Regions from separate parts of the Homo sapiens genome. Here region 2 is linked to region 1. The links are chromatin contacts, found by Hi-C or POLR2A ChIA-PET in ENCODE. All regions are on one chromosome and are shown on one strand. The core of a region is the stretch at or near the end of the contact, and the rest is flanking DNA. Distances in the headings are between cores, read along the strand shown. Region 1 holds the start of COX5A (cytochrome c oxidase subunit 5A). Region 2 overlaps ARID3B (AT-rich interaction domain 3B).

The links. A loop is a pair of places that touch in the nucleus more often than their neighbours do. ChIA-PET counts read pairs that join two places held with the same protein, here RNA polymerase II (POLR2A). Pooled maps may share reads with other maps.
Region 2: a pooled map shows a loop between it and region 1 (7-fold over the local background). The contact joins the enhancer-like site here to the promoter of COX5A in region 1. A Hi-C loop is called at or near these places in 7 of 50 pooled maps. POLR2A ChIA-PET finds 5 or more read pairs at or near these places in 2 of 52 experiments (WTC11 and activated CD4-positive, alpha-beta T cell).

What each region holds. Positions count from the first base shown.
Region 1 is chr15:74,936,148-74,940,989 of GRCh38, reverse strand. COX5A (cytochrome c oxidase subunit 5A) reads left to right here and starts at 2,917. Exons shown (of 5, transcript NM_004255.4): 1 at 2,917-3,075. The coding sequence starts at 2,976. RefSeq lists a silencer at 2,664-3,223.
Region 2 is chr15:74,595,422-74,600,405 of GRCh38, reverse strand. It overlaps ARID3B (AT-rich interaction domain 3B), which reads right to left. Exons shown (of 9, transcript NM_006465.4): 9 at 2,275-4,795. The coding sequence ends at 4,632. It overlaps CLK3-AS1 (CLK3 antisense RNA 1), which reads left to right. Exons shown (of 9, transcript XR_007064715.1): 9 at 1-1,487. Among named protein-coding and RNA genes, the nearest start is that of CLK3-AS1, 18 kb to the left of the region's middle. RefSeq lists enhancers at 1,824-2,118, 1,393-2,281, 2,897-3,397. Within about 2 kb of position 1,990, at least 33 of the 41 ENCODE cell types and tissues checked have a DNase peak (open chromatin) inside an H3K27ac peak, as active enhancers do.

The sequences.
Region 1 (4,842 bases), core at 1,668-4,167:
AGACTGAAGACCCATAGATACAAGGAAAATCGTCCTTTATGCTTAGGTTCAATAAAGCATATGTAGAATTGTGATTGGACAAAAAGGGTCCAAGCTAACGGAAATGGATTGAGTGGGAAAACCCAGCAAAGCCTGTCTGTTCAAATCCTTCTGGCCTCTCTTTTGTAGCATTTCTTCCTCCCTGTCCTCCCTACTACTGGAACGAGTGTCTTTTCTTTCTTTTTTTTGGAGATAGAGTTTCACTCTTGTTGCCCAAGTTGGAGTGCAGTGGCAAGATCTCGGTCCACTGCAACCTCCACCTCCCAGGTTCAAGCAATTCTACTGTTTCAGCTTCCTGAGTAGCTGGGATTGCAGGCATGCACCACCATGCCCGGCTAATTTTGTATTTTCAGTAGAGACGGGGTTTCTTCACGTTGGTCAAGCTGGTCTCAAACTCCAGACCTCAGGTGATCCCCCCACCTCAGCCTCCCAAATTGCTGGGATTATAGGCATGAGCCATCGCGCCCAGCCTTAACTTCTTTTTTTCTTTTTTTGAGACGGAGTCGCACTCTGTCACCCAGGCTGGAGTACAGTTGTGCGATCTCGGCTCACTGCAACCTCCACCTCGCGGGCCCAAGTGATTCTCCTGCCTCAGGCTCCAGAGTAGCGTGCGCCACCACACCCAGCTAATTTTTGTATTTTTCGTAGAGACGGGGTTTCACCATGTTGGCCAGGATGGTCTCGAACTCCCGACCTCAGGTGATCTTCCCACCTCAGCCTCCCAAAGTGCTGGGATTACAGGCATGAGCCACCATACCTGGCCATGTTTCCTTTTCTCCTTTTTTTTAAAAAATTTTATTTTTGAGACGGAGTCTAGCTCTGTCACCCAGGCTGGAGTGCAGTGGTGTGATCTCGCCTCACCGCAACCTCCACCTCCTGGGTTCAAGTGATTTCTGGCTAATGTTAGTAATTTTAATAGAGATGGGGTTTCACCATGTTGGCCAGGCTGGTCTCAAACTCCTGACCTCAAGTGATCTCCTGGCCTTGGCGGCTCAAAGTGCTAGGATTACAGGCGTGAACCACCGTGCTCGGCCTTAATTTCTTTATGGCCAGCTGTTACATAGAAAGGCAAAGAGAAAGGTTAGAGCAATATTTTTAGGCTTTATGGCTGGCTTTGGGACAAAGGGGTTCTACTTTCTAGACCCCCTCTTGGGGAGGAGGGATTCTAGTTTCTGTGGCATGCCTGGAGGGAGAGTAAGGGGCAAGAGACAAGAGGGCAGAAGGTCAGAGAGAAACTGCTTCATAGGCCTTCACTTTGTGGTATTGTTTTCTAAGCCCCAGCACTAGGTTGGTGGGAAACGGTGAGGGCAGGTGCTTTGAAAACATTTTAAAAATCCTTTTCCCCGCCAGGTTCCTACCCACTGAAGCCACACTGCTAGGGAGGAAAAAGAGAAGGGCAGATGCTGAGGCCCTGGAGAGTCGGCCTGAAGTGAGGAAGTGGCACATGAATGGCCACCTTTTCTTTCCTCAGTGTGCCCAGGGATAGAGAATGGGAGACAGCAAGACAGAATACAATGTCTCATTAACTCTGGGCAGCATCCAGATACTTCAGGCCTGGGAGAGGTGTCCTTGACTGCCCAGGGGCTCAAAGTTAGGATGTAGCTAGTGAGATAAGATGCAACAACTGTGGAACTTGATCAACCCTATTTCAGAGCCATCGTGGATTCAGGAGCCCTCCTGTAGGAGATGGGAAACATTCAGGTGAGAGTCCTCAGAACTGGGGATGTGGCGAAAAGATCCTTGACTGCCAGCAGCAACCTAATTTCTGAGCCTCTTTCCTAATCTGTGAAATGAAGTAGTTTAACTCATTTTTTATGCAAGCTGGTTTGTGATATAAGAATATGTACTAATAAAATCCCTTACGCATAGGCCTTTTTTTTTTTTGAGATGGAGTTTTGATCTTGTTGCCCAGGCTGGAGTGCAATGGTGCGATCTCAACTCACTGCAACCTCTGCCTCCTGGGTTCCAGCAATTCTCCTGCCTCAGCCTCCCAAATAGCTGGGATTACAGGCATGCGCCACCACACCTGGCTAATTTTGCATTTTTAGTAGAGACAGGGGTTTCTCCATGTTGGTCAGGCTGGTCTCGAACTCCCGACCTCAGGTGATCCGCCCGCCTTGGGCTCCCAAAGTGCTAGGATTACAGGCGTGAGCAACCGCGTCCAGCGGCATTCTTTCCCCCATTCGCTGTTTTATTTTATGCCACAATGAGAAGGCGGGGCTAAGCAAAGTAGGTTTTTGTTTTGTTTGGTTTTTTTGAGACGGAGTTTCGCTCTTGTTGCCCAGGCTGGAGTGCAATGGCACCATCTCGGCTCACCGCAACCTCCTCCTCCTGGGTTCAAGCGATTCTCCTGCCTCAGCCTCCCGAGTAGCTGGGATTGCGGGCATGCGTTGCGCCACCACGCCTGGCTAATTTTGTATTTTTAGTAGAGACGGGGGTTCCTCCATGTTGCCCAGGCTGGTCTTGAACTCCCGACCGCAGGTGATCCGCCCGCCTCGGCCTCCCAAAAGTGCTGGGATTACAGGCATGAGCCACAGCGCCCGGGCGCAAAGTACGTATTTTTTATTATAGTTTGTTGTTATTGCTGTCATTCCTATTTTGAGGTGATTAAGTGCCCTCCTGGGCCTGACTCGAACAAGATCACGGTCGGTTGCTCCTCCCTCGCCTCCATTCCTACTTACAGGATGGCAGCTGCACGTCACCTGACCAGAGACAAGGCGGGACGCGAGGCTAACAGTTTGTCCTCAGCGCGCCGCCGTAGCCCCCGCCGCCGCCGGCCGCGCGGTGGCTCCTCCCGCCCACGCGCCAGAGTCGCAGTGGGCGGGCCTACGTGCTCCGCCCGCTGTGAGCCTGTCCGGCCCCCGCCCGCTCCGGAGCAACCCGCGAGCTTACACCGGCTTCTCTCTGTCCTCAGCCCGCGCGCCGCCATCGCCGTCATGCTGGGCGCCGCTCTCCGCCGCTGCGCTGTGGCCGCAACCACCCGGGCCGACCCTCGAGGCCTCCTGCACTCCGCCCGGACCCCCGGCCCCGCCGTGGGTAAGGCCCCTGCTTGCCACTGCCCGCGCCCTCGTGTCCTTGCGGTGACCTGGGTCCCCGCTGCCACTCCGGGGCGGGCTCTCCCCGGCCTAGCCCTTGCCCTACCCTGGTTACTGAACCCGGTGACCGCGGGCCGCCCTGCCCGCCGCCTCGAGTAGTGGAGGACCTGAAAGCGCGCCCCCGGGGCCTCCCCCCGCGCAACTTCCTGGCTGTGCCACCGCGGACAGGTCAGATGTGGACCTGCTGTGGGCGCCGAGGAGGGGACGCAGCGCTCCCCTTCGGTTCCCGGGCCATGACCCTGCCCCAGCGCCGACCCTGCGGCCACCTGACCGAGAGTGGCCGCCGCCGGCCTGCAGCGCCTCGGCGAAGGTGACATTGAGCCTCCGGGCACGCCGCTTGGGGTCCGAGGACACAATATACTTCCGTATGGGACACACGATTATACTTTTCAATCAGGCATTTCTCGGTTAGCGATTAGTGTGTCACCTTCACAGCCTTTTCCATCATTTTTAGGGTCTGCTGTGCCACGTTCTAATTCTTCCACGTTTAAAATAGATGGAAGTGTGTGGTTGTTTCCTGATCTCCGGAAGATAGCCAGAGTTTTGATAGGGCTTATGATAAAAATATCACTCTTTTGAAAACTGAATGTCACAGACACAGGAATACTGGGTTTTACAAGCATAGGAACGCTTCGTGTTTTTTCCCCTTTGTAATAGAAGCCTGATTGCTGGAGTATGAGACGTGCTTCTGATTTTTGTCTATTTTCCTTCCCTTTATATGTGTGCTGGGAGGTTTTGAGTCCACCACCATAGAATAATTACAGTAATTGCACTTCGATCTTGGTCCGTGAAATTTAGCTTCTATGCATGCATATTATATTTTATTTTTGAACCTGCATCACTGGCAACTATGCATGCGTATTTAAACATAAGAACTCAGAAACTCGTTTCAGGGTATGCTGAAGTTAAAAATTAAAAAAAGAACTCAGCCGGGCGCGGTGGCTCATGCCTGTAATCCCAGCACTTTGGTAGGCCGAGGCGGGCGGATCACCTGAGGTCAGGAGTTCAAGACCAGCCTGGCCAACATGGTGAAACCCTGTCTGTACTAAAAATACAAAAAATTTAGCTGGGTGTGGTGGTGGGCGCCTGTAATCCCAGCTACTCGGGAGGCTGAAGCACAAGAATCGCTTGAACCTGAGAGGCGGAGGTTGCAGTGAGCCGAAATCGCGCCATTGCACTCCAGCCTGGCCGACAGAGCGAGACTCCGTCTCAAAAAAAAAAAAAAAAAAAAAAGAATATGTTTTGCTTCATTCATTTTAGACTTTTATCATTTGTCGTAGAACCATAAGGCTGGAGGGTACTTTATTTTTGTTTATTTATTTATTTTTAAATTAGAGACGGAGTGTCCCTATGTTGCCCAGGCTGGGCTTGAACTCCTGGGCTCAGGTGATCCTCCCACCTCAGCCTCCCAAAGTTTGGGATTATAGGCATGAGCCACTGCAGCCAACCTAGAGTGTACTTTAGAGATCGTGGAAGCCATTTTATTTTATAGAAAAGGAAACCAAAGTCCATCTTGGGAAACTGACTCCTTGTTTTTTTTTGTTTGTTTGTTTGTTTTTGTTTTGTTTTGTTTTGTTTTGTTTTTTCTTGAGACAGAGTTTCGTTCTTGTTGCCCAGGCTGGAGTGCAATAGCACGGTCTTGGCTCAAGCGATTCTCCTGCCTCAGCCTCCGGAGTAGCTGGGGTTACAGGCACCTGCCACCATGCCC
Region 2 (4,984 bases), core at 741-3,240, 340 kb after region 1:
ACTAAAAAATTCAAAATTAGCTGGGCGTGGTGGCACATGCCTGTAATCCCAACTACTCAGGAGGCTGAGGCAGGAGAATCGCTTGAACCCAGGAGGTGGAGGTTGCAGTGAGTCGAGATCGCACCACTGCACTTCAGCCTGGGTGAGAGTGAGACTCTGTCTCAAAAAAAAAAAAAAAAAAAAAAAAAAGGCCTTAGGCAACCGCGGCTGGGCAAGGACTTGGGAAGAGGGGAGGCCCGTTTGGCTGGCCTTCAGCCCCCAAGGCCAGGGTTTCTATGAGGCCTGAAGCCTGGAGCCTGTCATAGGCAACTGCAGTCTGAGGCCTCCCTGGCAGAAACCACTCCTTGTCCCCTCCCTGACACAGGCCTGAAATGCCCATGTTGGCACAATGTTGCCAATATGGCTCTTGGTGGATGAGACCACCTGGCACTTTCCCAGGGGACCCTGTGGCTAAGAGTAGAGCTAGGCAGGCACTGCCCAACACCATAGGGGGTGCTGCGGGCCTGTAGGCTTGGTTGGCCCAATTACTGCCCTAATGCCATCGGACAGTGCCCACCAGGGACTCTCTGTCTTGCCAAGGAAGGCCTTAGGCACTGGGCTTTAGACATTTCAAAGTGAGTTCTCATTCACTTGTGTCTCCGATCACACTAGAGTCCCCATTTCACAGACAAACTGCCCAGAGTTTGTCATAGGTCACACAGCAAACCAGCAACTAAGCCCCCTGGTCCCCTAATCTGCCCCAGAAAGGTAGTTTCTCAGCTGTTCTGAGCTTGACAGCATGAACATCCTCAGGAGCCACAGGCAAAGTGGGCTGAGGCTTGGCATTCCCCTCGAGGTCATCTGGCCATTCTGAACGCCCCTCCTCAGCCTGCTTCCTCCGGCTGAGCCATGTGCCCCCGGAACCCCTCTGAACTCTGTTGCCGATCCCTCCCTCCATCTGCGCCTTCAGTGAAGCAGTTTCTTAAAGGAGGGGTCCTTGGTACCGTGGAGGGACAGGACATCTCTGGGAATTCGTACCCAGCTGCGTTCGTGCTGAGTTCTTCATGACCCACTCCTTCCAGCGTCAGCTGGTGGATCCAGGGCTGGGTACTGAGCCGTACTGGACCAGTGGGCCCCCTCCCGGGATCGCTGGACTTGGAGCAGAAGAGTCCCTCCAGGGCTGAAGATTGGACACAGAAAACTTGGGAACTGTCAACTGCCCTGTTATTCACCTCGTGAAAAAAGCTGGATTTCTAATGAGAGCGAATGGAGGTGACAATTCCCAGAAACTGGAATTGGGATGGTGAGATTTTAGTTCAGCCGCCGGCGGTCTCATGCGTGGAGGTGATAAAGTTGAGCTTTGAGGTGGTCTTCAGAGGGAGAGGAATACCCTCTGCGGGCAGAGCTTCCTGGGTTCCGGGCCCTTCCGGACGTCAACACAGGTCCAAATGCCCTTGGGCTCCTCCGCACACCCTGGGTGCAAGAATAAATCCTTCTCTCTGCCGCCATTAGCCTGACTGGCTTCGGTTACTTCGCACAAAAAGCCCTTGCCGAGCAAACGTCCCCGGTGCTGCTCCAAAGGAGACCCCTGCCCTCCTGGAAGCTCCTCCCTGAGGCCGGGTATCCACTCGCCGCTCGCAGCCCTCGCTCTAGCTCCAGCTCCTGTTCCTTTTCCTGCCCACCCCGCCCAGTGAGGAGATCAGCACCCCTTGTCTGTCTCTGTGTCTGTCGGGGTTCGTGCCTCACTGTGTCCAAGCCCGGCTTCTATCCCTAGTCCCTTCCTGTTCGCGCCACTCCTGCTTGCTTTCTTCTCCCCTTCCCTCCAGCGGTGGTTCCAAACCTTCTCTTCCATAAGACCCTCCATTCCGTTTCCCAGAGACCCAGGGGTGCCCCTCGCAGGGGCAGAGGCGCAGCCTGTAGTGGATCTCCCTCCGCGCAGGGCGGGCAGTCTAAGGTCATTCCCGGTCACCCTGCCCCCTCGCTCCCATTGGCTCTGGGGAGGGCACGTGACTCAATCCTGGCCAATGGCGTGGCGGGGCCTGTGGCTTGCTGCCGGGCAGGCTTTTCTAGGAGCTTCTGGGGTAACGCCAGAGAAACCTGCTAACACACAAGGTTAGCTGAGAGTGAGCTCAGTGAGCTTTCCCTTTGAAGAAGGCGTGGGTGAAGGGGAGAAGGTTCAGGAGAAATCAAGGGGTCAGGAGTAGTTCACTCAGTCCCCTTTCACTCTGAAGGAGCTCACCTCTCCCCAGTACTGTCCAGTGGAAAGGCCACTCAAAGCAACTGAGAGAGACCTGCTTGTGTGAAGAGGTAGAGGTTTATTGAAATATAAACATTCGAGAACATGTAAGATAGAAAATAACCACAACATATAGACACTTGCTGCAGGAGGACATCTGAGGTATTTACTCACTGCCTAGGCTACCCATGTGCTATCACATTTTTCCTGGTTAGAATACATATAAGATGGAGAGCAGGAGGGGACAGAGCTGCCCTGGCTGATGGCACCTTCAGGGGAAGCTCTGCTTGGGCCAAGGCCCCACTCGTGGGGGCACCTGCTGGCACCCCTCATCGGGCTCTGGGTGACACCCTGCTGTTGTCCTTGAGGGCAGTGAGGGTTCACTCCAACGGTGTGGCCAGGCGAGCTGCCTGGGGAAAGGGAGAGGATCCAATGACCGGAAAGACACAGTGTGCTTTCCCTGCATCCTCTGGGTGGGAAGAGTCCATCCTTTGTGACCAAACCCCTGAGAAAGACATACTGGCCAAATGTCTGAGACACCTTCAAATGGGCCCAGTGCCAGCCAACTGGGCTCCTCACTGGCACCACGTCCCAGATGCCCTTCTCTGCCCACACCCTGCAGGCTGAGGCCAGAGGAGGTCAGCCCTCGGGAGATGGGGTATGTGTGTGTGTGTGTGTATGTGTGTGGGAGTGGGGGTGAGTGTGTGTGGAGGGCTGAGAGAAGACGCAGTTGAGCAGAGCTGCAGCTTACCGGGCTGAGGTATCTGTTTGTGCTCAAGCTTTTGATTCCCTTTCCTCTCCTACACAGGACTGAATGCGAGCCACGCTGCCACACACACCCACGCCACGCGCGGTGTCTCCCACTGCCACAGCCCCATGTCACAGTGGTGGTGTTCTGCTGAACATTCCAGGGCTTCCTCGACTGAGGTGAGCCGCAAGCGAATCAATTTTCTTTACAGCACAGGAGCTGCCTGCTCCCGCGCAGGGTCCAGGAGGAGCTGTGGAGTTATTCATCTCCTCATACCCTGGGGCGGCTCAACCTCTGGCAAGGCCAGCGAGGACCCCAGCCTGCCTGTGCCCTGAGCTGGGAATGCTGAGTGATGGGGAGGTGTCCTCTGCCTCCCTGGTCAGCTGGGGGTGGGGGTGTGGCAGAAAACGGTCTTCAGAACTGGTACAGTTTCAGGGCCCGACCCGGTGTGAGAGCGGGCCTCTCCACTCCACCTCCCCGCCCCCGCGATCCCTGAGTCGTCTCCCCTGCATGCCTCCACCCACCTCCTCACTGGGCTTGAGGGAAGGGCCAGAGGGGCCGGGTTACCCAATCACTTGCTTGGCTTTGGGGGTGATCTGTTTTCATTTCTTTGGTGCTACGATAAAAATTTTAAAATAAAAAAAAAACAAAAGTCAGCAAAACACATATAAAAAAGATTTCAGAGATGCAAATACTTCCTGAAGACTCAAACATCAACAATTACAAATCTGAGGTATTTCAATGAACCTGACATCGGCACGTGTGGGGATGGTGAGGCCAAGATGGCCCCATAAGAAATAGAAGAGGGCTGAGCTGAAGAAGGCTGAAGAAGGCTGGGGAGGACTGGGGAGGGCTGAAGAGGGCTGGGGAAAGGATGAGTGGGCTGTTTTTGGGAAAGCAGGCCAATAAGGGCAAGTGGGGAGCATGAGGTTTGGCGGGGGCGGTCAGAGAATGGTCCGTGTGAAGCAGGTGCCAGGGCTGGGCAGCCCCGAGGCTCTGCCTTCCCATCAGCAGATGCCCTGTGGGCCCTGGCCCTGAACTGCCCTCACAGCCTCTTCCTTCAGACTATTAGAAGGGGGATCTGGGGCCCTGAGGACTGATTCAAGACTTGTGTTTGAGGGACCCGTACCCCAGGAACCTAACAGTAGGCAAAGTGGGCTGGAAGGGCCCCATCCCATGCTCTGCAGAGAAGGGCATGAAGGCATGCTCTTGGCTCCTGGCAGCCCCACATGGGACTTAAAAACAGGGGAAGAGACTAGTGGCCCTGGGGTCATGGCAGAAGGCAGGGTCAGGGAAATAAATTAAAAGGGGAGGGAAATGGAGGGCCTCCAGCCCTGCGTCGGCTGACAGATTGTCGATACACTGTGCCCTGAGCTGGGAGGTGGCTGGGGAACCCTGGAGGAAGCTGGACACCCACAGACCCCCACCCAGTTCTCCAGGACAATCCCTGATTGGACAACGCTGTCTGTCCTGCCCCTCTAGCCTCTCCCTGCCCCCAGAGTACAGCAGGACCTGAATGGAGCCTGGACAGACGGACACGTCCAAACTCTCAATGTCTGGCCAAATGGTGCTCGTCGACGTGGGCTCTGTGAGATGAGGTAAATTCTGTGCATCAACTTCCTTCACTCTCGACAGGAGAGTGGCAAGTGGGAAGCTGGGTCCTGCCCATCAGAGGGACCAGCTGGTGGAGGGCTCTGCGCTGGGGGTGCCCCGGGATGAGGTAGGACTTGGTGAACAGTGAGAGCTGCTGCTGCTGCTGGCGCTGCTGCCGAGGCTCTGGGGAGCAGACCCCGTGATGAGGTGGACCACAGGCTTCTGGGCAAACAGCACACCTTGGTGGGTGGAAGAGAAGCAAGTGTGGGCAGAGGAAGAGCGAAGGGGAGGGCCAGCTCCTTTCAGTAAGTATTCACCGCTGGCCTAGCCTGTGCCTGACTCCGCTGTAGACACTGTGCTAGGGGGTGATGGGAGAAGATCCAAATGCTGTCCTGCCTTGAAGTGCTGATGGGCTGGGGAGGGGGACA